Regions from separate parts of the Homo sapiens genome. Here all the other regions are linked to region 3. A link is a loop called in an ENCODE intact Hi-C map of the cell type or tissue named here. Cell type or tissue: heart right ventricle. All regions are shown on one strand. Links, peaks and the distances in the headings refer to the core of each region. The heading gives the core; the rest is flanking DNA. Region 1 has its middle 39 kb from the start of ADGRL2. Region 2 holds the start of ADGRL2 (adhesion G protein-coupled receptor L2). Region 3 has its middle 490 kb from the start of ADGRL2. Region 4 overlaps LOC101927434 (a long non-coding RNA gene).

Evidence for each region. Hi-C counts contacts between places; a loop is a spot of excess contacts. Peaks named below come from ENCODE experiments on the same cell type or tissue, not always from the same donor. Only the 100,000 strongest peaks of a DNase experiment are listed, where the experiment ranks them.
Region 1: it touches region 3 in a loop (2.7-fold over the local background); 19 of 110 quality-filtered maps call a loop at or near these places.
Region 2: it touches region 3 in a loop (10-fold over the local background); 28 of 110 quality-filtered maps call a loop at or near these places.
Region 4: it touches region 3 in a loop (2.5-fold over the local background); 10 of 110 quality-filtered maps call a loop at or near these places.

The regions. Positions count from the first base shown.
Region 1 is chr1:81,757,639-81,765,292 of GRCh38, reverse strand. It overlaps a transcript of ADGRL2 not described here. Among named protein-coding and RNA genes, the nearest start is that of ADGRL2, 39 kb to the left of the region's middle. In heart right ventricle, for the core only: a CTCF peak has its summit at 4,614 (motif pointing right); no DNase peak of the experiment used is centred there.
Region 2 is chr1:81,797,155-81,804,808 of GRCh38, reverse strand. ADGRL2 (adhesion G protein-coupled receptor L2) reads right to left here and starts at 3,875. Exons shown (of 24, transcript NM_001366006.2): 1 at 3,741-3,875. RefSeq lists an enhancer at 109-751. In heart right ventricle, for the core only: CTCF peaks have their summits at 1,580 and 1,781; DNase peaks (open chromatin) are centred at 1,768, 3,528, 3,998, 4,308 and 4 weaker places; H3K4me3 peaks cover 4,376 bases; H3K27ac peaks cover 5,000 bases.
Region 3 is chr1:81,302,526-81,310,179 of GRCh38, reverse strand. It overlaps a transcript of ADGRL2 not described here. Among named protein-coding and RNA genes, the nearest start is that of ADGRL2, 490 kb to the left of the region's middle. RefSeq lists an enhancer at 3,279-3,871. In heart right ventricle, for the core only: CTCF peaks have their summits at 3,889 and 4,089; a DNase peak (open chromatin) is centred at 3,929; H3K4me3 peaks cover 3,054 bases; H3K27ac peaks cover 1,035 bases.
Region 4 is chr1:81,545,717-81,553,370 of GRCh38, reverse strand. The region is part of intron 1 of LOC101927434 (a long non-coding RNA gene); the gene reads left to right. It also overlaps a transcript of ADGRL2 not described here. Among named protein-coding and RNA genes, the nearest start is that of ADGRL2, 250 kb to the left of the region's middle. RefSeq lists a silencer at 3,555-3,714 and an enhancer at 5,258-6,037. In heart right ventricle, for the core only: a CTCF peak has its summit at 3,655 (motif pointing left); no DNase peak of the experiment used is centred there; H3K4me3 peaks cover 369 bases; H3K27ac peaks cover 1,399 bases.

The DNA.
Region 1 (7,654 bases), core at 1,727-6,726, 450 kb before region 3:
TACATGCAAAAAAGGAAATTATATATTTAAACATTTGATTTCCCAGTATAACAAATTAGTAATTTGGCAGTCTAAACCTATTAGAAATATAAATTTCCATATACAAATCTGTGTGAATTTGGCTCCCCGCTCTTTAGGAAAGATTGATACTAGATTTTATCTTATAGGTCATTTACAATGTTATCTCATTCAGAGTAAAGTGAAAAAATTAAGGTTAAATTTTTTGGTACATTTAAAAATAGTAATATAGAAGGAATATTATCAAAATACACAATATATAATCCCTTATTTACACAATACAATTTGGAAAAGACTTTCAACGAAATATGGATGAGACTTTCACTTATGTGAATTTTACAAATGAATGAAATTTACCCCTTTAATCATTACAGTCTTTTTCATTCTAATGACTCCAAGTCTCTCAATGTTATTTTATGCTATGTATATTCAATTTAAGGATATGTAATTTTATTGTAAAATTCTTGGTCTAGAAAGAAATTTAAAATTTTATTTTAAAAATCTTATAGTATAACCCTCTACTTTAACCACTCAGGAATTTTAAACCTATGTATATGATGTATCTTACTGAAAATCATACAGCTAATCTTGGTCCCTCAATTCTTACTGTTGGTGAATAGCTGAAAATACTCTTTAACTCCTCAATGCATTCCTCCTAGTCTCTCCTAGGTTTTATAGTAATCCTTCTAGTTTATAGCTACATAATTAGAGAAACAATTCTGTTATAATTTTATGTAAACTGAGAACTAATATGATGGAAAGAAAAACTTGGGAAGCATTTATGTGAACAGTATTAGATGCATGCTAGAGACTTTTTTCCTAAATTTCTTCTAAAATTTTTGGCTTAGTTCTAGAGAGCTAAAGTGTCAAGACAGTAAGATATAACTAAAATTTATACATTTATGCTAAGTTCTGCCCTATAATAAATTGCTCTTGAGCAGAATTTTTAATATCAAAAATATTCTAATAGTGCCATTTATTATTAATAATAAACGATTTATTAACATTATTTTAGGTTAAAAGCAATTTTTTGATAAAATTTCTTTATATTTGCCTAGTTATCTACTTTTTTTTTTTTTTTTTTTGACAGAGTCTCGCTCTGTCACCCAAGCTGGAGTGCAGTGGTGCAATCTCAGCTCACTGCAATCTCCACCTCTTGGGTTCACGTGATTCTTCTGCCTCAGCCTCCTAAGTAGCTGGGACTACAGGCGTGTGCCACCAAGCCTGGCTAATTTTTGTTTCTTTGTGTTTTGTTTTGTTGTTGTTTTTTTGATACAGAGTCTCACTGTCGCCCAGGTTGGAGTGCAGTGGCACGATCCTGGCTCACTGCAACATCCGCCTCCTGGGTTCAAGCGATCCCCCTGCCTCAGCCTCTGGAGTAGCTGGGATTACAGGCGTGCACCACCACGCCCAGCTAATTTTGTATATTTAGTAGAGACGGGGTTTCACCATGTTAGCCAGGCTGATCTCGAACTCCTGACCTCAGGTAATCCGCCCGCCTCCGTCTCCCACAGGCGTAAGCCACTGCGCCTAGCCCCTATTTTTTATATTTTTAGTAGAGAAAGGGTTTCACCATATTGGCCAGGCTGGTCTCGAACTCCTGAACTTGTGATCTGCTCACCTCAGCCTCCCAAAGTGCTGGGATTACAGGCGTGAGCCACCACACCTGGCCCTTTTTTTTTTTTTGAGACTGAATCTTGCTCTGTCACCGAGACCGGAGTGCAATGGTGCAGTCTTGGCTCACTGCAACCTCCGCCTCCTGGGTTCAAACGATTGTCTTGCCTCAGCCTCCCAAGTAGCTGGGATTATAGGGACTCACCACCATACCCAGCTAGCTAATTTTTATATTTTTAGTAGAGATGGGGTTTCACCATGTTGACCAGGCTGGTTACAAACTCCTGACCTTAGGTGATTCTCCTGCCTCAGCCTCTCAAAGTGTTGGGATTACAGGCGTGTGCTACCATGCCCAGCTGAAGATTTTTTTTTTAATTGGTTATCCAGTTGGCACAAAGAAGTATTTCCCAATTTTATATGTACGTATTTATCTAATAATAAATATGCTCTTTTGAATAGCTTATTATTCAAATAATGTTTTTGTTCTGGTTATAAAAACAATATCTATTTATTATAGGAAATGCAAAAAATGAAGAATTAAGACAAACTACTTATATTCCCATTCTTTTGTGTACCTTTTGTGTCTTTTTTCCTTTTTTTTTTTTTTTTTTTTTAGACGGAGTCTGGCTCTGTCACCCAGACTGGAGTGCAGTGGCACTCGGCCCACTGCAAGCTCCACCTCCTGGGTTCACGCCATTCTCCTGCCTCAGCCTCCTGAGCAGCTGGGACTACAGGGGCTCACCACCACACCTAGCTAATTTTTTGTATTTTTAGTAGAGACGGGGTTTCACCGTGTTAGCCAGGATGGTCTTGATCTCCTGACCTCGTGATCTGCCTGCCTCGGCCTCTCAAAGTGCTGGGATTACAGGCATGAGCCACCGCGCCTGGCCTTTTGTGTCTTTTTTCTAAGCCCAAGATATACTGCCAAGTCTCTCTCCTCTGTCTATATAAGCGCACATGCACACAACATGTAATGTATGTAGTTCTGTACCCTGCTTTTTCACTTAACCTAACACTTTGATGTCAAAGTGACTTTTTTTTCTACAATGAGAAATTCCTTCTTTTTATAGGGAATACTCTTAAACCACTGGAAAAATAAAAGAGCATCATAGGAGACAGTAATAACTTCCTAGGAAATATCATTTTACACTGACCTTTCCCATATAATAAGATTAATTTTTAGTATTTGAATTGTAAAGAGGTTATGATAAAGACTAAAACTAAATATTTCCTGTTTAAGTCATAAAAATATAAAGACAATGAAACTATATGTTTAACCAAAATCATATAGTGGCTAGCTTGCCTAGAAGTTATGATATATACTTTTAGAAAATAAATATTTTAAAATTCACAGATGCTGCAAAGCCCCGGTCAAACATAAATTACAATCAGTTTTTATGTAACAGTAACAATTCCAAAGGACTCTTACCAACTCTCAATTTGTATCACAGATAATGCTTTCTTTTTCTGCTCGTGGAATATAAACCACATTTATTTCTATATCTGTGTATTTTAAAATAAATTACCCCAGAAAACAAAATGTTGGATATACTATGTTCAACTGCAATCCAACAGAGAAAGCAAAACCTTGTATTTCCTGTAAAAATCCTGTAGTATATTTGGTGAACATTTTGGAATAATTATAGAATTTGAATACAGCATCCATTTATTTGCAAAAGTATAAACTACATTATAATTATCAGATGACTCAATACATTTAGTAGATGATACTCCAATTTTATTATAATAATTCACCTTTTCTTGTTCGTGTTCAGTACTATCAAATACAGAAAGAACTCCTTACTTACCATTCTGGGAAAGATGAAATTTTTCATTGTGCCATAAATACCCTGGAAAGTAAAGAAAATATTATTATTTATTATACCTCCATCCACAGGGATCCTAACTGCCAAATGTAATACACCAGCAGCAAAACAAAAATAAAGTAAATCTAAGCAGAAAACACAAATCAGTGTTCTAAGAATTCTTGAACATATATTATATGACTATGAACAGAGCTACCATAAGATTAAGCACTTGTTTTGATAAGTACTTTCAAATACAGGAATAAACTATTTTGTTTTCCACAAAAGAAATATTGTAGAATTAGGAGAACATTGTCAATAAATTTTTTTTTCACTCAGCCCTTTAGCTCATTTGAAGTTTTTATTGAGAGAGATGAGACAGGTTTACCTAAAACTCTTTAAGGGAAAATATGGTTTTCTCACATCCTGATAATTAATGCTATTAATATTGATCAGTTTTTTAAAGTATAATAAACCTAATTTGGAGAAAAATACGCTGAGATCATATCTCTCTGTTAAAACTATATAATGGCTAAGGAAATTTTAATAGATATATATGAAGGAGATTTGCTTGAATTTTCTCAATAGTGATATTTCAGACCTTTAGAAATTTTTTCTAGTGAAGTAATTTTGAATAAACATTATGATGTGTTAAGATATCTTTGGAATCATTATTCCCAAGAAAGATATTGTTTCTGTAAATGAAAACTAGCTAAAATTTCAAACTATAAATCCTAATGTTCCCAAATTAAAAAGTTGGTTTTTGTTGTTTTTGTTGTTGAAGAATAAAACTGGGATTTGAAGGATGTCCTACTTAGATTTTCACATAGAAAATACCTTCTTTTTTAGACAATTTTTCTCTTAAAAATTTGAATACTAAATATGGAAGTCAAATTTTGTAATGATTCAGGAATTCTCCCTATGACAATAGTTTAAGGAAATTATTAGTTTGTATTTAATTGTAAATAATAATAATTCCTTTCAAAATGTTATATGTATTGATTTTTAATGCAAGCTCTTAATGTAAAAAAAATTTAAACACAGAAATACTTTATTTTACATGGAATTTATTTCTAAAGATTATCAATACAATTTTGATATTATAACTCATCAATCTGCTAAAAAAAAAAAAAAGTATTTTTAAGCACCAGCTCCTGAAGAGGGCAGCACGTTCTAGATATTATTGAATTCTAAGCTCAAATGTGGCAGCTTTGGCTTTAGTATACTTTTTTTAAGAACTAAAGGGGAAAACATTGATATTTTTTATAGATGTCTATCCCCATGATATAATAAACCAGCAGAAAGTTTAGGCAGACCAAGGTCAAAACTATATTTGATTATTAAAAGAGAACATTCAAATTAGACACCAAAAGCAATGTATTTAGAAAAGAAACAAAATACAGTAAGGAGACATTCCATGAGGAATGTGTTTTATCTTAATACTGTAGATAACTTTTTCTATTGGCAGTGCGTTGACTATCAAAACTACTAAAGGGGTTAGATTTAATTATCTCACTTCTTGCACATTTCATCTCAATTGCTATGGCAACATTCAGTTGCCTCAGCAGCTATGCACACTTTAATCAGATATTTCCTTTTCATTTCTCTATGAGCCAAACTGTGTAGTCAAATTTACAACCAAGTCCTGATGAATCTGATAACACCTCTAACAATTTAATGGGCAACTTGCCTCCACCCACACATATAAATGTTTTCAGAGAGGCTTATAACTATTGGCCAAGTATGAGACTTGATAAGAATATATGTTTGGACTTTCCTACTTCATTGATTTAAAAAAGAATTTTTTTTGCTCTTTTCTCTACCATTTCTTTTTTTAGAAGTTTTTCACCAATTTGAAACTCACTCCAGCCAGTCCCTACCTTGGGTCCCCTATCCTCACTAAGAGAGTGCATGAGTAAAGGAAACAACCTCCAGTGTTCAAATGTCAATTCTCATCAACAAGTCTATTGAATTATTTACCTTTTATCTGAACATACTTGGAACTGGCACATCAAAGAGCCATTTTCTATTTCTTGAATACAGGTCAGAGAAGGAAGGAAAATAAAGATAAAGCAAAATCTGATAGAGGAGGAAAAGTGTAGAATATTATACTTAAACAGATGTCCAAGCATGAAGGAAATTTGGTCAAGCTTCAGTAATACAGCAGTTTTAATGAGAAGGAAAAGCATGATGCATTAAGTTGTTGATGACACTTTGGTGAATATTAAACATCTACATTGTTGGACAAATCATCACTTTAGTATTTGGTAAAAGACTAGAAAAAACTTTTGTGGACATATAAGGAACATTCAAACTGTCCTGAATTCTGATTTAAAATGTTAGTTAATTATACTTTCATAAATGTTTTGAATTTTGCAAGTAGTAACTAAATTTTAATTTGATACTGTATAGTAAAAATTTTTTAAACTCTAAGAAGCAAAGTGATCTAAGCTCTTTCTAACAGTTTTAATGGCTGCTAAAATTTGTATTTAGATAGCAATCATTTTTATCCTGAAGTTGTGATAGTTCTCTGGTGAGAAGTTTTACTCCAGTAGCTGACAGTAATATTTCAGCATGTTTTTTCAATCACCACTTAGTAGTGTCTAGTAATATTTTCATTAAGAGGCAACCAAAAAGATGCTTTCTATAGCTGGATTTATCACTCTGATGTGTAAAGAGCAAATTCTAGATTATGTCTTATGTATTACAGATGGCTAATTACAGCAATCAAAATCTAATCAAACCTGGAAAAGATTATATTTAAAGTGCAGGTCTTATATATTTTTAACTATAATTGAGGTCAGTATTAGCAGACTGTATTCAAAATGTGGTTATTGAAAAGCTAACTTCTCATTAATGATACAGTTTGGAAGCCCTGTAACCTTAGGAGTAGCGGAAGGAATAAGAGAAGTTTAATTAAAAATATATATACATATAAAGGAAGCATGGAACCTATCTTCAAATATTTGAAGGTCTCTTTATGTAATGGAGACAGTAAATGTCTTAGAAAACTAAGACAAATGGTAGGAGTTCCTGAGAATTGGATTCCAGCTCTGTATTTAAAACTTGAAAACAATTAGAATAGCTTAAACAATGGCATAAGCCATGAAGCAGCAATTCCTTTGTGTAGGCATATTCCATGAAATGTTAGCATATGAACTCTTTATTTTCCGTTCTTAAATTCTGAGACAACATTGTAGAAAAGGTGATAGAACCACGCCACAGATTTAGATCTAGGAATTAAGGTGAGCTACTTCTTAATGAATTTTTCAAATACCAATGCTTTATGTTAGTATGGAAACCTAGCAATGAACTGCAAACAGCATATTCAGCAGCAAGTTGGCAAATCCTACTCTGGAGAAACAGACTAAATGAGAAAAACAAACAGGTCTTAGTGAAGTTATCTAAAACCTCCAAGGAGACATATAAATCGGCCCTAATTGGCATTCATTCAAGAACCTCAGGAGATGCCAGGGAGTGAGTAGAGGTGAGGAATGAGTTCCCCTTTCAGTCTTGACTTGGCTCTTGTACCTAAAACTGGGGTGCCGCCAGACAACACTTATGCTGCTGCTTATGTTAGACTTGTTCTCTGGATGAAAGGAAGATTTTGGCACCATCCTCAAACTCTATGTTCACTTAAGAAATAATAATTGCTCAATTAAGGGCCCAGAGCTTTTCTTCTGTATCCAGAGGAATTAAAAGTTGAAGACAAAATTGCACTTCATGTGGGAAAGCTCATCTTCAGCAAGAATGCTGAATAAGATAAAGGAACGTTGTAACCAATTTGAAGGTTATAAATATAAAGTAATTGCTGATTCTTGAATCAAAGTAATGTGCATTTTTCATGTAACATTAGATCTTGTAAAGTTCTAGTTTATGTTCCTTGGAAATCGTGTTTTTACTTAGTTTGGTTTTGAAGTTTCCTTGTGTGACTCCACTCCTGAATCACACTGAAGGAACCAAGGGGCTCACTGACGGTCTTGCACAGTATCTAATCTTACTGTACTCCAGTGCCGCCGCTTGGAGCTTGCGCCCTTTCAAAGACTGGCTATCTGCCTAAGCATCTGTTTCTACCTAAAGAGCTGGTGAGTAGTTTTGCAACAAGAAAAGCTAACTTTTGATAAAATAAAAACTTCAGCCAAATTAACTTTAAAGTAGTTTAATTGAGCAATGAACAATTCGTGATTCGGGCAGCCCCTAGATTCACAGCAGATTCA
Region 2 (7,654 bases), core at 896-5,895, 490 kb before region 3:
TCATTTTACTAATAAAACAAAGTGTAGTTCCTAAAAAAGCATTAAGTTAGAAGGAAAGGCTTTCTCACTCTCTCTTACACTGAAGGGACCCCAAAAGACAGGCAACAGTGACTATCATAAAACAAAAGGTCACTCTTTTTCTAGGAACAAACCATTTATCAATAGAAAATAATTGTCTTGCCATTTGCAAGGGCTCCACAGCAATAGACAATGTTTTTGGCCCACATAACTACAAAACAGTAAAAGTTCAGAAACACAGCCTGAATCCACCTCCCTATTTTTACCCTTTACAATTCTCATTGCCCTTTGGGCCTCCGCTTGGAAGCAAAAGGAAGACAGGCTGAAGTTTTCTCAATTGAGCTAAAGCTAAGAAACCTTTGATATGCTAATAGTCCCCTTCAAACGGTAAGAATTCACACTTGCATTAATTCAAACAATTTGTGCAGAATGATGTGAAATGGCACCTCTTTTAGAGGCAAACAACAAAAGGAGAGAATCGGAATGTCTGAAGAAACTAAACAACAGAACATTTGTTCTGTAGTATTCTTTCTATTATGCATAAATTTATGGAAGGGTGGAGGGAGAGACAACAAAACGTTCCATAACACACCTGGACAGAAGTAAATTTTCTTTTAAAGGGTTTCTCAAGTATTACGAAGATACAAAATTTAAAGTTACAAAGTACCCTTAGTTAGGTCAAAACAGTCCCATCACAAGTTGGAATGTTGCCACAGATGAGTACCAAAACTATTCTATTTTTCTGCTCTGGATGCATATTGCCTCTTTAGTGCCTATTTTCTAAGGTTTGCCCAAGATCAAACCTGACTTAGCAAGAGACAACCTAACAGGTAATTATTTACCAAAGGATGTGACTTTCTTCATTGTGCAACTTCGTTGAGCAAAGAGCAAACTCGGTGGGACCCGTTCCACACATAAATAGTGACAGAGAAATGAATGAATCAACTACGTCCGTTAAATCTATGCCTCTGGAAAGGGGAAGAGAAGTGCACGTACTGAAAGAATGCAGAATAAAATCAAAGAATTGAGGGCGGGGTGGGGAAGAGAGTGCCTTAGAACCTGGCCTTTGTAACGGGAACCATATGGTTGGTAGCTGCAGCTCAGACGCTCCCAGGCTGCTTGGGAGAAGCTGCTAAGCAGCCTGACACCTTTCAAGAAACAGGAGGAAAACATTCCCTCGGTCGGAATCTGAGACAACAGTTTGTATCGGGAAGAACGGAATGGAGGGCGGGGAGAGGGAGAAAAGATGAGGAGGAGGAGTCCCTAAAAAGAGAAAGGCTATGATAGATACCGCAGGACTTGTCCCTCCCAACTATTCTTTGAGAGCACAGAGTGAACAGAGGATTGGAGGGGGGGAAAAAAAGCCTCCACTCAGCGACACTTTAGCATTAAGTAAAGCTTCCAGTATTCTCCCCTCACCCCCACCCCGCAGTCTGGCGAAAGGAACAAACTTTACGGGTCCCAAGCGCAGAAGTCTCGCAGGCGCACCTCCACACTGCTGGGGCGCTTCCATGGTTTGGCTCGCCCTCGCCCCCTCTGCCTGAGGGTCGCCCCAGCCAATCAAGGAGCCCACGCTCGGGCAGCGCGGGGGTCTCCCCTTCCCTCGCGCTCCTCCCACGCCTTTCTCTCGTCGCCACTCCCCAGTGGCACCCCCATCCCACAAACCAAGCTCCCGAGGCTCCCTGCCCCACAGCCACTCCAGCAGCATACACTCCGTAACTTCTCCCGCAGGCCCAACGCGGCCCGCTGCTGCCCTCTCACTGCGGCTCCGGGAGGCTCTCTGCCCTCCCCGTGGCCCGCCGGGTCCCCGGCCCCTGCACCCTCCCGACCCACGAGGCCGCCCTGGCAGCAGCAGCCCCGCCGCTCCCAATCGTAGCCAGTCCCGGCGGCGGCCCGACCACATCTGGCTGCGCTTTACTGTCATCCTCGCCTCCCCACACCACCTAACCACTGACGAGAAGGAACAGCAACCCTCAAAAACTCGTCCAAGCCCTCCCCCACCGTCCACTTCCCCCGAACTCGCTCCAGCCGCTCAGCCTCCCCGCTCCACTTACAGTGCGGGACCGGAGGGCAAAGCGGGCGGGACGCTGGGGTGGCCCCGGGCCCCAGCGCCCGGAGCAAATAAGCTCCGCCGAGGACGCGCTTCACACTCCTCCTCCCCAGGCCCCCAGTGAAAGGACGGGCGGAACCTTGCGACCCCAAGCTTTTATGAAATTAAAAAATGCATGGCTACGGGAGCCTCATCCTAACCCCCTTGCCAGCGCCCCCGGCAACTAGACTGATGCCTGGAGAGCGTTACAATGGCTCCACGAGAAAAGGAGAAGCCGGCTGGACCGGACTGAGAGTTCTGCGGATCGATTTCCAAGAGGAGATTGGGGGGAGGGAGCGAGCAGCCCGAGCGAGCGCGGGTCTCCCCCTGGGCCAGCCGAACAGCAACAGCCGAGCCCCATTAACCCGCGGCTCCCTGCGCCTCCAGCATCCACCCCCGGACTGGAGGCGCAAAGCAAACAGGTCTCCGAAGCTGGGCACAGAGGCACATTGTTCGCTCCTGCGGCTCTTACCTCCGTCTGCGAGCGCGCCCCGAGGGAGGGCCGTCTGGCGTGGGGGCCGCGCGGGGACAGGCGCGGAGGGCAGCGGCTACCCCGGCCGGAGAGGGCCGAGGCCGGCCGCGAGCGGGTCCTCGGCCGCCGAGTCCGCGCGGGAGGCAGCGCCGCAGCTCCCCGGCCGGACACGGCGCCGCAGCTCGGCGCGTCCTCCTGCTCGGCCGCCGCCGCCTCCAGCCGAGCAGCCAGCGCCGGGCGGCTCCTGGGGTTAAGTCAACATTTTCCCGCAGTTTCCCACACGCCGCTCTTCGAGAGAGGTCTTTCACACACACGCACACACCCCCAGACCGCACGCTCCCTTAGGAAAAAAAAATCGGGAATCAGAGCGAAAGGGGTGGTGGAAGCAAAAGCCTGACAGAGGTGCGCAGACTTGGGAGTCCCTTCGAAGCGACGGGCGGGAGGGCGCCGGGGGCGCGAGGCCAACTCAGTTTGTCAGGCGAAGCCCCTCAGCCCCCCGAGCGCCCGGCCGGAATAGCATCCCTCGCGCCGACCCTGCGGCCTGGGGCGGGAGGCGGCGGCGACCCCTCCTCACATTTCGGATCTCCCGGCCGGGGCTGAGCGGTGGCCGCTGCCCCAAGGAAGGCTGGCGGCGCAGACTCGGGCTCGGGGAAGCAAGGAGTAGCCGGGAAGAGCCACGCCACACACAGCAGCGGAGGGGAGATGCCCCCCAACAATCCCAAGGAATTCTCTGGTAAGCTCCCGATTTCGCCCCAGCACCTCTGCGTGTGTGTGAGCGGAGAGAGAGTGAGAGGGAGCGAGAGGGAGAGAGAGAGAGACGGGGGAATGCGAAGTCCTGACACAGACTCTCCGCGAGGTCTGAACTGGAGTCACCTCCAGCCTCCTCCTCCTCCTTCCCCCAAATCCGCCCTCCCCGCCAGTTGGGCTAATCATATAAACATACTAGCGTGTACAGCGTCAAAGGACAAATCTCTCCCTCCTGAGTTTTCCAGCAAGGGGCTCGGGCAAACTCAAAAGAAGATTACAGGCAGCTAAGTACAAAACGTGGAGCAGATAATCTATAACTCATTGTCGCCCAATGGCCGTTTTCCACTCCATTTGAGCAGCTGCTGCGGCTGTGCGCCCAAGCGGCGGGGAGGAGGAGCGAAAGGGGATACTTACGGGCTCGAGCCCTTCGGACGGCGGTGGCGGTGGCCAAGCAGCCGCCCGAGGACCAGGCCGGCCCCGGCTCCGCCGGCGGGGCGGCCGCAGGGCTGTCCGGGCGGCGGTGGCGGCGAGGGACGCGCGCGCACGGCCGTGGAACGCGCCCCGGAGGCGGCCTGCGCCAGCTCGCGCCCCTCCCCTTCTCTCCCCTCCCAGTCGGTTCGCGCTCCCCCTACCCCCAGGTCCCCGAGCTCTGCCTCCAGCTCCCCCCATTAACACACCCATTCAACCGCTAACCCCTAGCCCACCCCCAAACTCCACTCACTGCGCGCTGGGTCCTCCGCGCGCTCCGCCGGCGCGCGCTCTCCATCCTGTCCACACACATGCACTTTAAAAACATTTATTTTATTTCTGGAGTGGGTGAAGAGTATTTGGGAGAGCGCCGCGAAGCGCGGCGCTCCGAGGCTGAGCGCAGGGGGATGACCAGCGGCTCGGGGCCCCCTCCCCTCTAGGCCCAGGAGCTTGCTCCCGGCCTGGACTTCGGAGAGGCGCCCGGGATGCGTCTTTCACCCACCCCGTCTCCAGGTTTTCTCTTTTCTCCACGCACCGAGCCAGAGGCCCCGAAACTTTTAGTTTCCGTAGCCCTCCTTTTGTGTAACTGCATGGAGGAGAAAGAACGTCTGTTCGCCGCGGCTGCCTCCGTCCGGCTGCGGCGCGCGGGGGACGCTCCAGGGTTAATGCGTCTTTGATACCTGAGATTTCCGGCGCGCTCGTTAATGAAAGTTACATTTTTTTAAATTGCGATGATTTTTTTCTTTGTAGTTACGTAGAGCCAGCTAAACTTTGACTTTATTGACTATATTTCACAAGAGCGTTTTGTTTGTTTTTGATTAAACTCACCAGGATAAGCAAAGGAAGGAAAGGAGACTACAAGGCTCTTTACTCTCAAGTATAGTCACAGAGCTGTTAGGTCTGTTTCCCTCATTTCCTTACATTGAAACTGCCTTTGCTCTTGTCCTCTGAACACACTTCCTTGCCCCTCTCGGTTGGCAATGTCAGCAAACAGCCAGGCAGAGCCTACGATGGACCTAAGCTGAAAGGAACAGAGCAGGACAGGGCGAATCACGCTGGAAAAACGTTTAAAAGCCAGTTAAGTGTCCTGTGCATGCCACAAAATTCAAACATGGATTTTTTTTTTATTGCAAAATTTCTGAGCTGGAAGCAGCTATGTTTTCAGATGTATTTGTAAACCACTGATTCTACTAATGAATGCAGCCATCAATTAAATAAGCATATTTACCTTTTTTTCAAGAAAAAAATGATTCTCCAATATTTAAAACCTAGAAAGTAGGATAAAACTTAAGCTGCTTTGCTTTCAGAAACAATAGGTACTTTTTGGTGCTGCAGGAATGTTGCAAGCATCATACTTCAGGAATCATTCCAAACAATGTTATTAATATGTCAACAGCAGATTGTTCAAAATACATGAAGATCCTAAATACCTATCAGTATTTTGTCAGAAAGCCAGATAGGTGTAGTACTAAAGTAAATCCAATCCAACTACTGGTCAAGTTTGTTCTTGACTTGTAGGAAATCATAGGTTAAATGTACGTGTGTCCAAATAACTAGAACATGTTCTTTTGGTGGTTTCATTGTAATTCTCAGATTAAAAAAGAACCTTTGATAATCTAATTTCTTCTACCTGATGTATTGATGTTTTAATATTCTCACTATTTCAAAAGATAAAAGGAGCAACTTAGAGCATTGGTGCTTTAAACTACATACACACTTACATCTGGAATTTCTTACATAACATAATTCAAATATTAACCACGCAGGATATAAACTAGTCTGGATAAAGTACACTTATGCAGAGCTGGTGCAAAACCTTATAACGTACCTAAGTTTTTACATATGTCAAAATACATACATACAACAGATCTACCTAGCAAAATTAAATCAGGCTACTTCAAGTCGTTGAAAAGAAGGCAGAATTATCTAATTCTCAGACCTCAGAGGTAATTTTATGATCTTCTTAGGAATATAAAATTATTTCATTCAGGATTGCAAAAGAGAATAAGTCAAACTGATAGTAACTTGCATTTACCAAAATATTTTAGCCCTTCTTTGTTCATCTTTGAAGGTTTTCACTCATCTGGGCACCATTCACAAAAGCCCCAATGAGTGCATGCATCAGTCTAATCCTATTTTCTTTTGGGAAGCAAAACTTAGGCTGAAGTTTTTATTTAGTGAGCTTAGTAAGTAATCAATAGACATTTTTGCCTGAATTAAGCTGGCCATATGTTGGCTCATTTACTTATTTATTTAACTCTCTCAGAAATAATCTCTGGAAAAACCCATTATCTATCTGCATGATATATTTGACATTCTTTGATGCTCAGGACATAAGTGAATCACTCTTCACTGTATTCTTAAAGAGACAATATCACAAAAAAGGAGGATGCTTGGAAGGGGGAAGAATTTATCAAAAGTGAATTAAAATTATACAAACTAGAAAAATGCCCCATAGAAGTTTCAAATCTTATTTCAATAGGATGTGTATTCTATAGAGTTCAAAGAGTTCCACACTTTTCTCCTAAAAATATAATAGACTTGCTATGTTTTAAAATTACATTTAAGAATACTGCTTGTGTAAGACAATGTTTTAAATATTAAAGATTTTTAATTATTTCTTTATTCTTTAGAGGTAATACTTCAACCTTCTTTGTATATCCACAAAGAAGAATTGAAATAGTGTTTAATTATATTGCTAGATTCAAGATTAAGCTGTTAGCCACAAACCTGCCATTACAAAGGAACACTTAAAAGGCACACACCATAGAGTATATCTACATTCAAAAAACATAATTTACCTGGCACTCTCTGACAATTCATAACATAATTTATAACAATACAGGTGTTATGGTAGAAAAAAATGAAATGAGAAGCTTAATAATATCTACAGATGTGTGCAAGTTAAGGAGAGTTGGAGTATGTTACGCATTCCCTGCAATCCAATCAATTTAATTACTCAATCTATATTGTTATTTAAGTAATGGCAAAATCATTGACTTATTCATAATAGTTGCTAATTGTTTTTTAAAATAAATTCTACAAAGGACAAAGGAAACACCCATTTCCATTTGTTTTATGTTAAATCAACATATAACCACTCATGGTGATTTCATTCAAAGAAAACAGAAGGAACTCATTAGCTTATGTGGTTAGAGAGATTGATGGGCTTCAAACATTTTAACCATACATGTTTTTTCCAACTGTAGAAACTCATGTTTTTAATTTTAGTAACCTTAAGAAACTGAAGATTATTTTATTCAGTGGGTTCATATATTTCTGGTACAGACGTTATGCTAATTTTTAAACTGAGATTTATCATCTAAGTATCTTTGTTTATAGGGAAGTGATCAGGCACTTGTTAAAATATACATAAGAATAACAGCAGTTTGAGTAACAAAGAATCTGAAATAGTATGAAAATGGACATAGGTGCAGAATATTGTGATTAGTGTAAGCCAATAGAACACAGTATCACTTTCACTGCCCTACTCTGGCCAATGGCTATAGCTAAGACACTTCTAAAAGGGTCAGGGGTTGAAGGGAAGAGGTATTGAGGCTTGAGAGTAGGCCAAAAACTGCCATTAAGTTTGAGCAACACAGTTATAGAAAACTATTAAGGAGGGACGGTTGTATCTATTATGGGGAGTGTATTTTTGCCTGTGATTAGAGTTTGTGAAACTCTAATTTTGTTTCAAAAGAAACAAAATTTGTTTTCAAAAGAAAATTGTTTCAAAATTGTTTCAAAAGAAACAAAAAACACGTGGAATGACTCTCATTTCTAATTCAGAAATAGAAATAAAATTAGCTAGATTATATCCTAAACCTAACTCAGTTCCATTTTCTTCATCATTACTTGTT
Region 3 (7,654 bases), core at 1,202-6,201:
GTTTCACCGTCAGACCGTTTAAACATGCATTGCTACTTCATTTCTTTTCTTTATCTGCTTTTCTAATGTGCTGGTGTATTTTGGCTGGGGAAATTTTCATTCAGATGCATCCAGTGCAGTGAAAGGTAAGGAAAAGAGCCACTACTACCCAGAATATTTTGAAGAAAGGTATGACAAGACAGAAAAAAGTATTTTTTCTGATGTGAACAGTTGTTTGCATCAAAATTTTAATTGTTATCAGAACTTCAATGGAGTTGCTAGGAAAGGTAGTTAGATAAAGCCTCAGGTTAATTTCCATCATTACTGAGCACTTTACACCACTGACAAATTTTAAACATATAAAGAGATGTCAATCTTGCTCTTTAGACAGAAAAACAAGGTGGGGAGTGGTGGCTCTTCAAAGGCTGTCAGTAGACAAGTCAGTCAATTACAGATCTGATTTAGTTCTTAACTCCTTGAGGTAAAAGACAAATGTTCTGTAAGAGTAACCATTCCTGACATACGTTAAATGAAACAACTTCTAAAACCTGTGTGATAATGATAATACAGATTGAGATGAAGAACTTTGAAAAGAGTTGGAAAATCAGAATCAGATATTTGAATCCAGATGACAAATGGGTAAATCGGAGCACTTTTGCTATTTGTGGGGGGTGGAATGTCCCTACTACTAGTCATCAGAGATAATTAGGAAGGCATTATTGTGTGAGTTTTCAAAGCCAGGAACAGAATAAATGGGTTCACATCCCAGTTCTGTCCCAACTGTGTGGCCTTGGCTAAGTTACTTAAACCTCTCTGTACCTCTCTTTATCTTTGAAATGGGGATGATGGTTTCACTGACCCCATAGTGGTGGTGTACAAATTTAAGTTATTACCTATAAAGCAAAATCCATTGGGTTTTCACTCAATATCATAATCAATCCATATGCAGCAATAACTTCCATGATTTAGGAAATATATACGGTATTACAGAATCCTTCTTGAAATTTGAAATATTTACAGAAGATATAGGCAGTGAATGTCTGCTGATGACGCACATCATTTCCCCTTAAGCAGGGTCGCAAGTTTCTACAGCCCCAGTGAACACTCCTGAAGTTAGATAAAACTTATTAACACCTTCCATAGCATCCTTTTAAGATGATAATTTATCTTTTTAACTGTACTCAGTAAAAGCAGCAGCAAAGAGCCAGGTGGGAATAACAACATGGTATTATATATAGCCATAAAGTTTACCAGTTCTATAGATTCTGCTGCAAGGCACACTAAAATGGAGTAAAATGTAACTTGTCTTGAACAGTTGCTTGAATGAGTTACTAGAGGAATGGCAAGTTTACAGATGAGGCAAAAGAAACCCAAGGGAGTTGAAGGCTGTGACCATTTTATTTTGGATGCATAGTTGTAAAACCTAACTTAAGGCATACAAGTTAGGTCTTTGGAGAGTTTTCTCAGAGGTTTGCAAACAAATGCGAAAGTCTATAAAATATGTGCTTTTGAAATAAGTCTCTGTGAAATGATGGTGTGACATTCCATGGGGAGTGCCTTTATACCTGTCAAACCCTGGTAATTTGGTTGAAAAGAGAATGTCTCATTGTTTGCATTTTCTCTGTCCCCAAAAGATCTCCTTGGCCACTTTTTATATCTATCCTCAGCTTGACTGCTGACAGAGTATTACATGGCGTTCCTTTGTTCTGAAAGGGCATCCTTTAGTTTCACACTAGTCTCAAGTTCACATAATCAGGCAATCCCACGCACCTTTCCATCTGTTAAGGTTTTCCTGTGTAGGGTGCTGTTCTCAAACTCGTTTTAAATATGAAATTGTCATCCTTTACTGTTAGTGACAAATCCTTTTCTTTCCCTGTAATGCTGAAGGTGTGAATGGAATTCTCCAGCGACAGTGTCTGTGAAGAAGATATTCACGGACAACTACATGGCTCAAATAGATAAATTCAATTAGCCCTTCCTGGAAAGCCTCAGTTTACTTTACAACTCGGCATTTCAAAGAATTTTAAAGAAATTCTAATTACTGTGTAATAAATAAGTCAAATTCCTCTTCTCTCACTGTGAAGGTCTTTTATTACCCACTGCTATAAAACATATACCTTTTTTTTTTCGGTTGCTATCCTAGCCGAGTAGCTTGCATACCAGTAGGATCACTAAAATGCCACGAAGCAGAACATATTTATCTGTTAAATTCTACGTGCAGTAACCTAACAAATGCCAGAGACAGAAAGATTGCCCTCTGCACAGTAATACTTGTGTAGATGTCTTCTTTATGCTAACAATGACAGGGCTTCATGCCTTGTACTGTACTCAAAAATCAAGGCGCATTTTTTTTTACAATAGAAGACTCTATCAAAAAGAAAAAGAACTGCACATTTTTGGCATTGAGATATTTTATGTGGATAATAAATTTTTTTTCCTTCGAACTTCACTAACTACAAGTATCTACCTAGAAGATGAAATGTAAGATTTATGTCATCAGAACTATTCAGTATACCAGAGGATAATTTTTTCTTCTTTTCAGGACTGTCAACTTTGTTTACTGCTTATGTTCAATTCTATCTTATATAAGAGATTAACTAGCCTTGTCATAGCCACATGTCAAATCCTTCTTAGAAAAATAAGGTAATAAATGCAAAATTATATTAATAAGGAGTACTTTCAAAGACATATTGCATTTATTGAAATCTAAATTGTAACTGGAATGTTCTAATTATATTTGTACTAGTCAAAAAGAGATTTTAAAGTCTATAATGTTATGACATTTCAGTATGTTTTAAAATTGATATGACTAAGGAGTGATTAAAATATTATAAGTAACTTCAAGGAGACACATATGAAGTAACGTAAGCCCAGGAATTGCTTACATAAATCACCATGTGTATTGTCAAATCTGCTAGACTCTTACATGCATTTTTAATCCAAACCTAATCATTTGGCTATTGAAATCATTCTCAAAAATTGATCTCAAACAGTGTTATACAAACATTCAGGTTTTTTAAAGCCTTGCTACATTAAACTTTTCTGTAATACAATTTCAATCTCAAAACAATAAATAATCACATGGATAATGACAGTAACTGAATCCTAACTATTTGTAATACTTCTGCATAGCCTAGTAACAATTTTAAAATGGTGAAGAATAAATCTATCTGACAGGCCTGTTAGCAATAAGGCCTTCAGCTTTTTGCTTTGCAGCAAAATAAAGTAAAATCTATTATTTTGTTGCTGTTGTTAAAAACATTTCAACAGTTAGTTATTTTTCACAGAAAATGCTGCAGGAGGGCTCCAGGTTAAAAAAAAAATTTGTTACGGTTGAATTTTACACTTGGCTATTATTGGCCAGCATACATAATAAGTTAAAACATACTGAGAAATTAATGTTTTTCTAAGAGGGAAAACTTGATAGAGGATTATATTTCTACATTAGAGAGTGGATACTCTAATCTTTCTGGCATTGTAAAACTGAAGCTTGCTGCAGGGAAAATAAACATTATAATACCCAGCACTTAAACAATTGTACCTATATGGTTAAGTAACAAAAGCGTGAGGCACCTGGAATCACAGTATTTGTACCTAATGCCAGCAACAATATAAAGCATTCAAGTGACATTTGATAATGAGCAGACAGTGGAGGCATTACACACGTCTTTAGAAGAATCAGACTTCCTACCTTGAAAAGACAGATGGAGGTAAGTTCCTTTATAAAAAAAAAAAAGTTGTAAGTAAAGCCAGGCAGCAGTTGCAGTAAATTGAGTCCTTTCAGTCACTGTATACATACAGCAGTTCTGCAATAAGGGGAAAAATATAATGGGAGGAGCGGCTGTGAACGAGTGACCTCCTCAAGCTGAGTCCTCTCTGTGAACCAGGCATTGAGAGCCACGGCTCCTGATTTGCATGGATTATCTCCACTTGAACAGATACAGAGCAGATACATTTAAATTGAGCTGGCACAATGGCAAAAAGATGGAAGAGTGCATGAATGAGGGACAGCGCAAGAGAGGGAGAGAGAAAGAGAAACAGACACGAGATCGGAGAGCGTGGATAAGCTGGTTCTTGCAGAACTGTGTCTCAGAAGAGCTACAGCTCCCTCTTCATGTCACAGTTGTAAGATAAGAAATGTTGTCATTAAGAACTGGTTAATCATAGAGAAAAATATACTCAGATTAGCTGATGTTTGATCCCATCCGATTTTTATGAACATTTTATGATTCTCCCTATTTTGTCATTAGGATTTTAGACAGCATACCAAAAATCTTTTATTAGTGGCCAGGTACACAAATTTGGATGAAATTCTGAGTTTTGAATGAGATCGGTGTTTTGGCTTGAATGGCGTAGACAGCAGTGAAAGAACACAGACAATTAGTTAAGTGGAATATTTATTTTGAAAGAAAATTAATCCCTGTTAACTTTCAAAGAGCCAGTGATATATACTGCAATGTAAATAGAAAATAGTACTTAAATATTTCTTAATGATTAATTATCTGAAAAGAACCCAATTGTACTACTGAATGGGAGCTTTTTAAAAATCTCTTTAAATTGTTATTTTTGTTTTTCATATGGCTTCTTATTGGCATTTCAGGGTAAAAGAAATCCCTCTCTTTGTACAATACAGTTGTATCTTTAAATAAACAATGATTATTAACTTATTCATTTAGCATCTTTGGAGTTTTTCTGGGTTGTTTTATATTCATATTCTTGTTTTAAAAATGAGAAAGAGGAGAGGGCAAATATGATCATTACTCTTGCCAACAGCCACTCAATAAGTCCATAGCAGATCTCAGAAGAAAATAATAACCCTCTTTTAGCAAGCTAATGTGAAGCCTGCCTTCTTTTGTGTAAAGGTATCTGCAGATACTTAAACAGCCCAGCAATTAGGTGAATTCAAAGGAAAAATCAGTCAAACCAACTAGTTGACTGAATTGATCATAGCCTTGTAGGAGCTAGCATTAACTTGGTGTGAACCAAGTGATATAGGTTAAATATATTTCAACAAATGGCATTAAAACTCTCAACATAAACATATGAGCATATTTGCAGGGAGTAGTAGGGAGTTCAGTTAGATTTTTGCTGCTATTGGGACTCTATAGACTGTCAGGAAAGATAAAGAATTTAAACACACTACACTTATAAGGACTCTGACTTGATGGACAGAAGTGATACTTTAAAAGAAATCTCAAGGAAAATGCCAATACACATTTCCATGAGATTTAGTGACGATCTGGAGTTTCTAAAGTATGCAGACTTAGTGACTATAACAGTGTTTAGGAGACAATTGCCTGAAAGTAAAAGGGTGAAGACAATAGTTATTTTATGTCTCTGACATCCAATAGTCTGATTGCTCTCTAAGTGGTTGGGTGACTTCTCAGGTTTTTTTCTATTTGGACACAGCTTGTACACAGGTTGGACTTGTAATGTTACTGAGGTGTTAATATTACTTTTCAGGTTGTAAACTCTTTTGAATCAGGGACCATACGATTTCCTCTAAAATATCTCCCCAAATATTTTGAAAATGTCTTTTACATATTGTAGATGTTTCATAAATTTTTGCAGAAAAAATATTGAAAATCACAGCAAAGTGTTTATATTTCCTTTACCAGTCATTTAATATAAAAATTGGATGCAGAAATTATGATGTATTCTGTACTCTCATGAATAGAAAAGGAAAGGTAAATATAAATGTCTTGTCATATAAAGAAGAGTGATAATAGTACCAGTAGTGCTAGATTGTATATTGACATGTAACCACAATTAGGTGCCCCTTATTGAAACCAGGGATGCCTTCCAGATGGCATATTTAGGGGTCTGAGTCATAACTTTCTGGACACCAGTTTTGTGACTCAGACATTTATCTGTCTGACCATGGGCAAGTTAGCTAACTTTCTTATAAAATGTGGATAATAAAATAACCTTACTTTTATGGTTGGTGTAAGAAATAAAGGAAAAGGATTAGCATAGCACCTGGGTAAACACTTAATCAGTGTAAGGTATAATTATAATTATTAAAAATCTGTTTCCATTGAACTTCATTGCCTATCTGTAAACTGGGAAGTGTTACTATGGTGTCTACTGAATGTAGAAAAAAGATGAGTTTGTTATTGGCTTTTTCTGGTCATTGTATGAGAGGGGGCTCCTTCCTGTTCCCTGACAACCAGAAAGAAGGGTGCTTTTACCTTTTTATAAAAGACAAAAATAGAAATACTGTTCTCAGGAGAGCCAGAGAGTGTTGTAGCAGCAGATCCAACCTTCTGTACAGGAATGGAAATGGCTTGTGTGGTACAATGTGAAGGGCACCCAGAAGCACTCTGGTCCAGAAATATCTTCCCATCTGTCTTCTCCTATTTCCTGAAATGCCACCATTAGGGGTTCATTTCTATGTTTTACTGGCTTCCCAGTCTCTTTTTCAATTCACTCACTACTGGCAAAATTAACACGTGAACAATTTACACTTAGAGTGACACATGAATTCACAGTAGTTTTAATTATTGTATCAGAGATACTTTTTTCTAGTAACTGGTTGAAGATAAGCATGCCAAGGAAAGGTCAGATTTCAGTTAAGGTAGAGAGAAAGCTCCTTTGGCGTATGTGGCGCTGTGTGGGGGTAATGAGGATGGCGCCCTACCTGTGCTGCTAGTGTGGGAGGGACCTTGCAGCAGCAACTCAGAGAGTGACTGTGGAGGTGCTGGCCTCCTGGTTCACCAGAATGATGAGGAGGGATTCATTCATTCATTTATTCAATAAAAACGCAGTGTTTTGTCACAAGAACCTAGGGTATATATATGAAAATGTATCGTCCTTGCCTTCAGTTTTTAGCGGAAGTGATGGAAACAGGTAGGTAAACAGATTGATACTAATATTGGACAACTGTACAAAGAAAAAACATTCAGAGGAAAGAAAGTAAAGAAGGCAAAACACAGTTGGGGGTAATTAAGGAGTTCTCTGTAGACTAGATGATGCTTCATGTGACTCTTGACGACAGAGTAGGAGCTGTTTGGGCAAGTAAGGGATGCAGGAGGAGAAGGCCGGGGTGAATGAACACGAGGACGGAGGGCAGGACAGCAGGAGAGAGCGCCACGAGCCGGGGCAATCAGTGGCATATGCTCAGAGCATAGAGTAGAGGATCAGTGGGAACTGGAGACAGACCAACTGGAATGTTAGGGCACGACTGGGGAGCAGGTCACAGAAAGGAGAAACACTGGGCATAAGCATGATGGGTCATTTGTACCTCCTGGGCCTCAGCCTTCTGCTTGCACATGCGTTCTTCCAGGCTCCCCAGACCTGGGAACACACACATAGAGAAAAGTTTAAATGACAAGGAGTGCTGTCTACCGTGACAAAAAGGGGGATATAGTGCCAATTAGATTAGAGATCTAAATATTTAGGGAGTGGAAATGTTCCAAAATTGTTTGTGAGTATCTGCCACCCCATTTCCTAACCCAAAATGGGTATATTCTTATATGAATTAAAATTAATTGTATTTGGAGACTTCGGGTGCAGCAAATCAAGGTGGGAATTGCTGCTGGAGTCCTGGAAATCATTTAGCTTAGAAAAAATATCGCACTTTGAAATCCTTAGGGAGATGGATTACCAGCATTAATGCCATTAATGTTAATGATGGGTAATAATTAGAAAATTATATTTATAAAACAATAATGAT
Region 4 (7,654 bases), core at 1,410-6,409, 240 kb before region 3:
GCTTTGGGAGATACTAAAAGTTCAAAAACCGGGTGCTTAAATTTGGCAAAGAAATTTGCTCTTATATGTAAATAATGCCCTTTGCAAAAATAATGCTAAAAGCTTATAATCTAATCTTTATTATATGCAGATATAAATGGCATAGTGGATCAAGATTTGATATTTAATTTTTTATCAATTCAATACTTTTTAAATAATACTGAAAATTTTTATGTGTTTTTCAGAAACACTAAAAATTTATTCTTCCTTTACAACTTCCAGCTAAGCTCTTTTCTGTTCCCAAATGATTGGGTGGAAGTCATCTCTACACTAACATATTTTGAAAAAGTATGGAATTTATTCTTCTGCTGTCTGTAAATGCCCTGTTCATCTTAATACCTATTATCAATTAGTTTCTCAAGAAACAATTGAAATGTAAGTCTTTGTTGTCTCCCAATTATTTTGTTTTGACACACTGGGGGAAAAAGTGGCTTTCAAGAATAGTAATTTAAACTTTGATTTTATGCTTCACTTTGGAATACATGTTTATTAAATGTGTATCTCACCGACAGAGTAATCAATACAGATTGTGTAGTACATTATAAGAAAACCATGTCTGAGATTATTAGAGAAATTAAATGCTTTTAGTTTTGCTTACTTGAGCAATATGTGAAAATTAACAGCTTAAACCCTTTCATGTATCTGACCAGGCTTAGTCTTAGTCAGAACTCATGGTTTTTTGGGGGGTTCTTTTTCTTTCTTTTCTGTTTTTTTTTTTTTTTTTTTCTAAGTAAAGTTTCATATACTCTACGTGGTTAGCATTCATCTAGTAAACATCAAATTACCTGAAATCCTAATTTTAAAGACTAACATTTATGGAGAGAGATCCACATTTAGATGGGAGACAGAAAGGAAAAGGAAATTGATTGAGTGGCTGCAGCTTTCCCTGAAAAGCAGTGCTGCATTTCCACCACATTCCAGAAACCTTTATAGAGCAAGAAAGAGAGGTCATCCAGGTCTAACTGTGCTCGGGACCAATGGATCCCAGATGAAAATATATCTCTCATGCACCCAGAAACCTCATGAGAATCAGCCAAATCCTTCTTCAAACAGCTGCTTCTCAACAATTCAGGAGTTTATCTACCTAATAAAAAAGTAACTTGGCAGGAAGAAAAAGGCTGAGACTCTCAATAGACTCTTCTCGGGCCTAGTGGAGCCTGAAGAACTCTTCAAGGTCTTAGTCAACAGTGAACAGAGGAATTTGAACCTGCACACTCATCTATACCACAAACAAGCTGCTGCAAGAGCCAGAGAGGGTTCAATTTTTACATAAACATTTTTTCCCAGGCCAAATAAAGGCAGATTCAAATAAAATAGGCCAAGTCCTAGATGGAAGATGAGAACAAAAACTCAGGGAACAGGAAAGTGATTCCTTACCTCCATTGTAATATCTCACAAGCAGTTCCCACTAATACATTTCAGTTAATCCGGGGAGTATTTCAATTCATGGGATCTATTTTCCATAAGTTTTCCAAATGGACATTCTTAAAAGAACAACTTACAGTTTGATTGATTGATTGATGTGCTAGAAGAACTAAAATTTTAAAAAGCTATATGTTTCAGAAGTATTTTAAAGGAGGTAGTCATACTCAAAGATATTTGAAATGCAGAGGCTGTTCATTCACACCTAGATCTTAATTTCCTATTTTTTTCAACTCAGACCCAGCATTCTTTAGACATTATAGGCAGACTATACACTTATGATGTATACATAAGTGCACATAATCACAGCATTTGGTTGTAACAAACTAGTTTTACTAAAATGGAAGATTTAATAGATGAAATGAGGAAATATGTCAATGTAATAGCATATTAGATTTTGCAAATGAGCTATTCCTAAGGCAACATGCATTGCTTTGCTTTTATATTTCCACAATCATTTGTTCACTTGACAGCTAACATTCAGAATCCATCTTTGATCTTGGAGGACTTGTACAAATCAAAGTATAATAAATCCTTACACTTGGGGACTCAAGGTGACACTCGACAAAAGCTGTCTTCTGAAAGAGTCCTTGGCCTGTTGGATACACAGATCTTCCTCAAGACCTGGTGTCAGGGCTAGTCTTTAGCAGACTTGAAAAGAGGAAAAACCTGTCCTTAGGGCTTTCAACATTACTGTGTGCCCCATTTCCTATCAAGCATCTGGGACCCAAAAATTCTAGTTTCCACCTATTGAGGATTTATTATGTGACACACACTTACATGTATTATTTCTGATCCTTACATCAACTTGCAGGATCAGAATTTCATCCTCATTGCATAGAAAATGAAGCTCAATGAGTCTCAGTACATCTTCTAAGAGGCAGAGCTGGGTTTCAACCTTGGGTCTGACTTCAAAGCCCCTCCTGAAGCCCATGACATCATCATGTCTCAGCCTGAGGCTTCCCTGTGGAGTTCACACCCAAACTTGTTCTTCCTGTTTTGACTCTAGATTCCCTTCCTGGAGCTTTGGCTTGGGACACTAATCATCTGAATATAGGCAGTAATGAATTTTTTTTTTTTTTTCTGTAAAGAGGGTAGAACGGAAAGCATATATGCTCCCACCTCTTCTATTGGCTTTTATTACAAATTCTATTTACTTTCTGATAGGGATACTTTGGAAATGATACCTTTACCCAGAGGAATTGTAACAGGATAAATCTCGAACAGCATGGCATATTGTTGATCAGGCAGACGACAGGACTGCCAACTCGGCGTGCTGCTAACATTAGCCATTTGTGTTGTGAAAACTCCTGTTAGCTTCTTAGAGCTACAAAGCCTGTGATGAGAAATTGTCTTTATTTTGCTTTGTGAATATCTGCCATTTGATTTTTACTTTCCAACATAAACTGACACCTCTTGGGCTTGTAACAGAATTTTTCCACTGTGAATAAGTCCCCGAAAGCACTCTGGGTTGGTAGAACAGCCCGATGTTCTGTTAAAAATCACTGGAAATTAATTTCTATTAAAGACCTAGCTTTGAAATTTACTGTGTTACTTTGGGAAAGCCACATCACCTCTCTACACCTTCAGCTATAAAATGGCTGTCATGAGGATCAAATGAGATTCTAGCTTTACAAAAGGCTTTGCAAATTGTTAAGAATTATACAAAAGTAAGGGCATTTCTGGGCATCATTTTGAATCCTATTCATTCCTTCCTGAGAAACAATCTTGCAATATAAGGCATTGACTGGCATCTTCCATCTGTGCTATCCTACCCTATGATACTCCTTGGATTTTCCCCTTAATTTACCTCTGCTCTGCCAATAATCAATATGGCAGGAGTTTCAAACATTTTCTCCTTGGATTTCCTAATTCAGACCAATGGCAAATCCTGAAGTTATTAGGTATCAAGGGCTCATTTATCAAATCCTTACAAAGAAGCTTTTCTTTTTGTAATTTTTTCCCTTTTCTATCTTAGCAGGTTATCTTTTGTAATCACTGATTACTGTGATTACTGTCTACTTGGGATAGAAGGCAGGGATTAACAGAACCATGTGAGGAAAGTTGAATGAAGATACCTCTCTCACTCATCCTTTCTTCCCATTTGCTTCTCACTTGGGGTAACAGGTACCTCTCATGCCCATTAGTCTGATTCTTTCTCTAAAAAGTACCTTAGTGCCCTCTACAGGTTGTGTGAATTTCTCATCCCGTGATCTTGTTTACATGTTATGCTTTCTCCCTTAGCTCTCTCCTAAAACCACTGGTGGCTAGGTTCTTCTCAATGGTGCCAGATTCCAGGAGGATTGCTTATTTATAGTATTCTCTGAAATGTATTTATCTAATGAGAGTATTGAAGAATATGGTGACTTCAATCTTGTGTGCAATTTGAGGGAGAGAATTGATCCCAACTATTTGGCATGTCAGTAGTTACTAGGAGACCATTTGCAGGTGATAAGCTACAGAAGACATCTGCAGGTGAGAAATCTGAAACTGAAAAAGGTCAAGTAACTTTGTAAGGCTTCCAAAACTATTTTGTGGTTGCAGAGCCAGAATCTAGGTCTCCCAGCATTTATTCGAGCATTCTTCCTTTCCTTTGTTTTGAATAGTTTCTTTTCCATATTTTCAAAAGTTTCTGTTTTGTCCTCCTGTTGTGTATCTCAAAACCTACCCCAAGGAGTTACAAACGTCATCCATTTGGCTTCAGTAGGTAACTGATGGATTAGGTCTTCCAGCATGTCAAAAGGATCTGCTTGGTAATACTAATCCAATTTGTAACCACATCCTGGTGCCGTTGCAAATGTCTCAGAGGTCAAAAGTAAAATTTAGTGAGAACTAGAAAGTGCAGCAAACATGGGAGAGGGCTCATTTCTTGATTTACTTGAAAGTTGCCTAAAGCAAAGCACTCCAACATACAACCTTGTAATGAGCTTTGGACTGCAAGGCAGAAATCTGTTGGCTTTTTCTAGCCTTCAAGACCTGGAAATTCTTGAACACCTTCTCAACCTTCTGTTTTTTGAAATGTCACTCACTCATTCCCAAATTAGTTGACATCATCAGCCTGGAGTTTATCTTGCTCACTCCAAGTGCAGAATGTCCACTGACTCAAATCCTTAATCATTCAAGAATTTGGGACTCACGAAAGTTTTTCTTCTTTGAGATTATTTAGAGATTTGGAATACAATTTGGATGAAAACAATGCTACATTTTAACCTGAATCCTTGGGGAAAAATAAAAACCTTGGAATACAATTATGTCCTGTAGATCAAAATTGAGAGTGAAAATACCTAGATACAAGTTCTGAGAGGATAACCCAAAGAGGACTTTGTGAAACTACTTAAAAATGGCAAGTCAACCACAAATCTATATTTGTTCAGCTTTTGGATTTCCTCTTGCTAAGTAATTTTAAAGCTACTTAACAGTATTTAATTGACATTTAACTCACTATTCTACTTGCTTCAAGTTTTTCATACTGAAGCGCTCACAATTATAACTTGCATATGAAAAATTACCTTAGCCTGATTTCCAAATGGCTGAAGAGTTTGATGTAATTTCTACTAGAATTCTGTAATATTGATGCAGCAGATGCTGGAGCAGCATTTTTCAGCTGTCAATTATGACCCTTTAGTAGGTCATGAAATCAATTTAGTTGATTGTGATTAGCATTAAAAAGAGTAAAAAAAGAAAGGAAGAGAATTGCACAGAACATAAGAAATTGAGTGCAAGTTAAGTATTGTTATGTGAAACTCTTTCTTCAGTTACGTGTGTAGTTGGATTGGGACATAAATTATATTTCTTGTGTGGGCTGTAGTCAAACTGAGAAACACTATTTTAGACTGCAGTGGGTAAGAGAAAGAACTCCTTCCCAGCTGTGTGAATCATTCTGAGACTTGATTTTCTACGCTGAAAATGTGTGTAATAAGACTTTCATAACAGGGTTGTTGTAAGAATTAAGTAAAACATAAAATAACATTGATGCACAGTATCTGACATAGTAAGAAGCTAATATTGTTATTTTGGTGGGAGTTATAATGAGAATTATTTGAAATCGTTTGAGATAGTAAATTAAAGCACTGACACTTATCCCTTAAATCAAGTTCCCTTGTTGCAAACTTCTACCTCCCAAGCACATAGCCCCTGGGAGGGAGAAGCTGGGAATTCCCAAGATTAGAACAAAGAAGCCATTGATCAGTTTTGAATCTCAAAAGCTGGCTCCTTTGACTTCTTTGCCAAGACAATAGTCATGAAATTTGGATTGTAAGAAAGAAAAAGATTTTCTAAATTCCTTTATTTCTTCTTTAACTATTGAGAAGCCGCCAGACAAATAATACTCGAGAGTCTTAAATGAAATAACAACAATACTAGCGAGTCTTAAATGAAAGTGAGGAAGAAGTCGGGAAATGCCTGGCTCCTCAGTTCCCACTGGATTCTTGGTAGAAGACAGAGAAATAGGAGAACATTGCTCCAGCTTCTCCAGTTTTCACCAATTCCTGGTGGTGGGGGTTGAGTGAGGGAAGGGTATAGAGATGTTCTAGAGAATTTGAGGGGAATGGTGAGGGGAAAGGGCCTTCTGCTCCTTCAAGAGGATGAGAAGCTATCGCTTTACAGGTTCCTTCTGCTTAACTACTGGGGGTTTTACATAAAATTAAATTCAGTGGTTTACTGTGGTTTTGTATAGAAAGATCTGAGTTTAACCCCTCAGAGTCTCCCTCAGCTCTTGCATGGTATGGTAGCTTTTCTGAGTGTCCTGTGAAACGAACCAGGGGCATCTGGCTGAAAGTAGGTGAAGGTCTTGCCTGGCAACTTTGCCAAAGCAGGTGGTCTAAAGAAAATGAAGCCATTCACGGTAGATAAAGATCCAGTTGGGAATCATTATTTTCAGCAAAAGTGGAGATGGGGGCTTGATCAACAAGGGGAGATGGCTATTGGGGCCCTGAAACACTGTAAGAATTGAGTGAACAAAACATGAATGAATATCACTAAAGGCAGTTTCTTGCAATGGAGGCTTCAGAATGCCTTGGGGATGGACAAGTCCCTCCTGAGATGACCACCTCTGGGAGAAGACCAGGCCGGGAGGACTTAGAGGACACCTCTTCAACTCCAGGACTCCACCTCCCCTAAGATTATGTGTACCTCACTCATTTCACATAATCCATGTAAATCCAGGTGGAGAGGCCGGAAATCTGACAAGTATTTCTCTTACTTGTTGAAGCACAAACTAAGTTACATAAAGAGATGGGTTGAATTGCCTAATAAGATTGAATCAACAATGTAACAGAAATAACTTTTCTAGACTGCCCAGTGGATGTGGAATTATGAAGAAGATCCAATCAATTAAAAAGAAATAAGCGCCATTTCTTGGCACATCTGGGCATGGTGTGAACACGTCTGTGATGTTCCTAATTTATCATTATTATTATGCTATATCTGTGGGAATGAAATGTTTCTGTCTTTATTCACACCAGTCTTCATATCACAGGGTATTTTGACTAATAACTCTTTAGATCCAAATTAACTATCTAATTGAGAAACCTTTACCCAAGAACCTCAAGTATTGAGCCAATGCTAAATGAGTATTCAAAAAAGAAAAAAGGAGTAAGCCGGACTTTGCGTTCCCAAATAAAATGCTGCCAAGTTCACGTGTAACCCATAGTGCTGGGCAGAAAGATATGGTAAAATTTTAATATTTACAGAGGACTTTTCTGCTTTGATAGTCACAATTGAAATTCAACTAGAATTCTTGCATCTTAAGCTTTAGAGTTTTCTTTCTTCCCCACAATTCTAGGGGCAGGTGGTGATGGTGGTAGTGGTGGACGGGATATAAATTGTTAAAGCAGGAAACAGTACAGAAAAAAAAAATATTTTTAAGAGCACTGATCCGTCCAGAGCTATTCCCTTCCCCCCGCACCCAGTGGCAGGATAAACAGCTGATCCAGGCCTGCCGACAGCAGAGAGAGCACGGGCTCACTGACACCCAAGGCTGACAGACCATCATGTAGTGATGGTCAGGGCCAGGCCAGTGTGTGCCCCATGGCTCTTGTTTTCCATACCGCAGGAGGCAAGATGACCCATGGGGAAGCACTGGAGTTTATTGATAGTGTGGGGGTTAGGACCTCTCACCCCAGTTAGATAAAACTGAGCTCTAGTCTTAGAATCATCATTTACTAGCCATGTGAACTTTGGAAAATTACTTAAT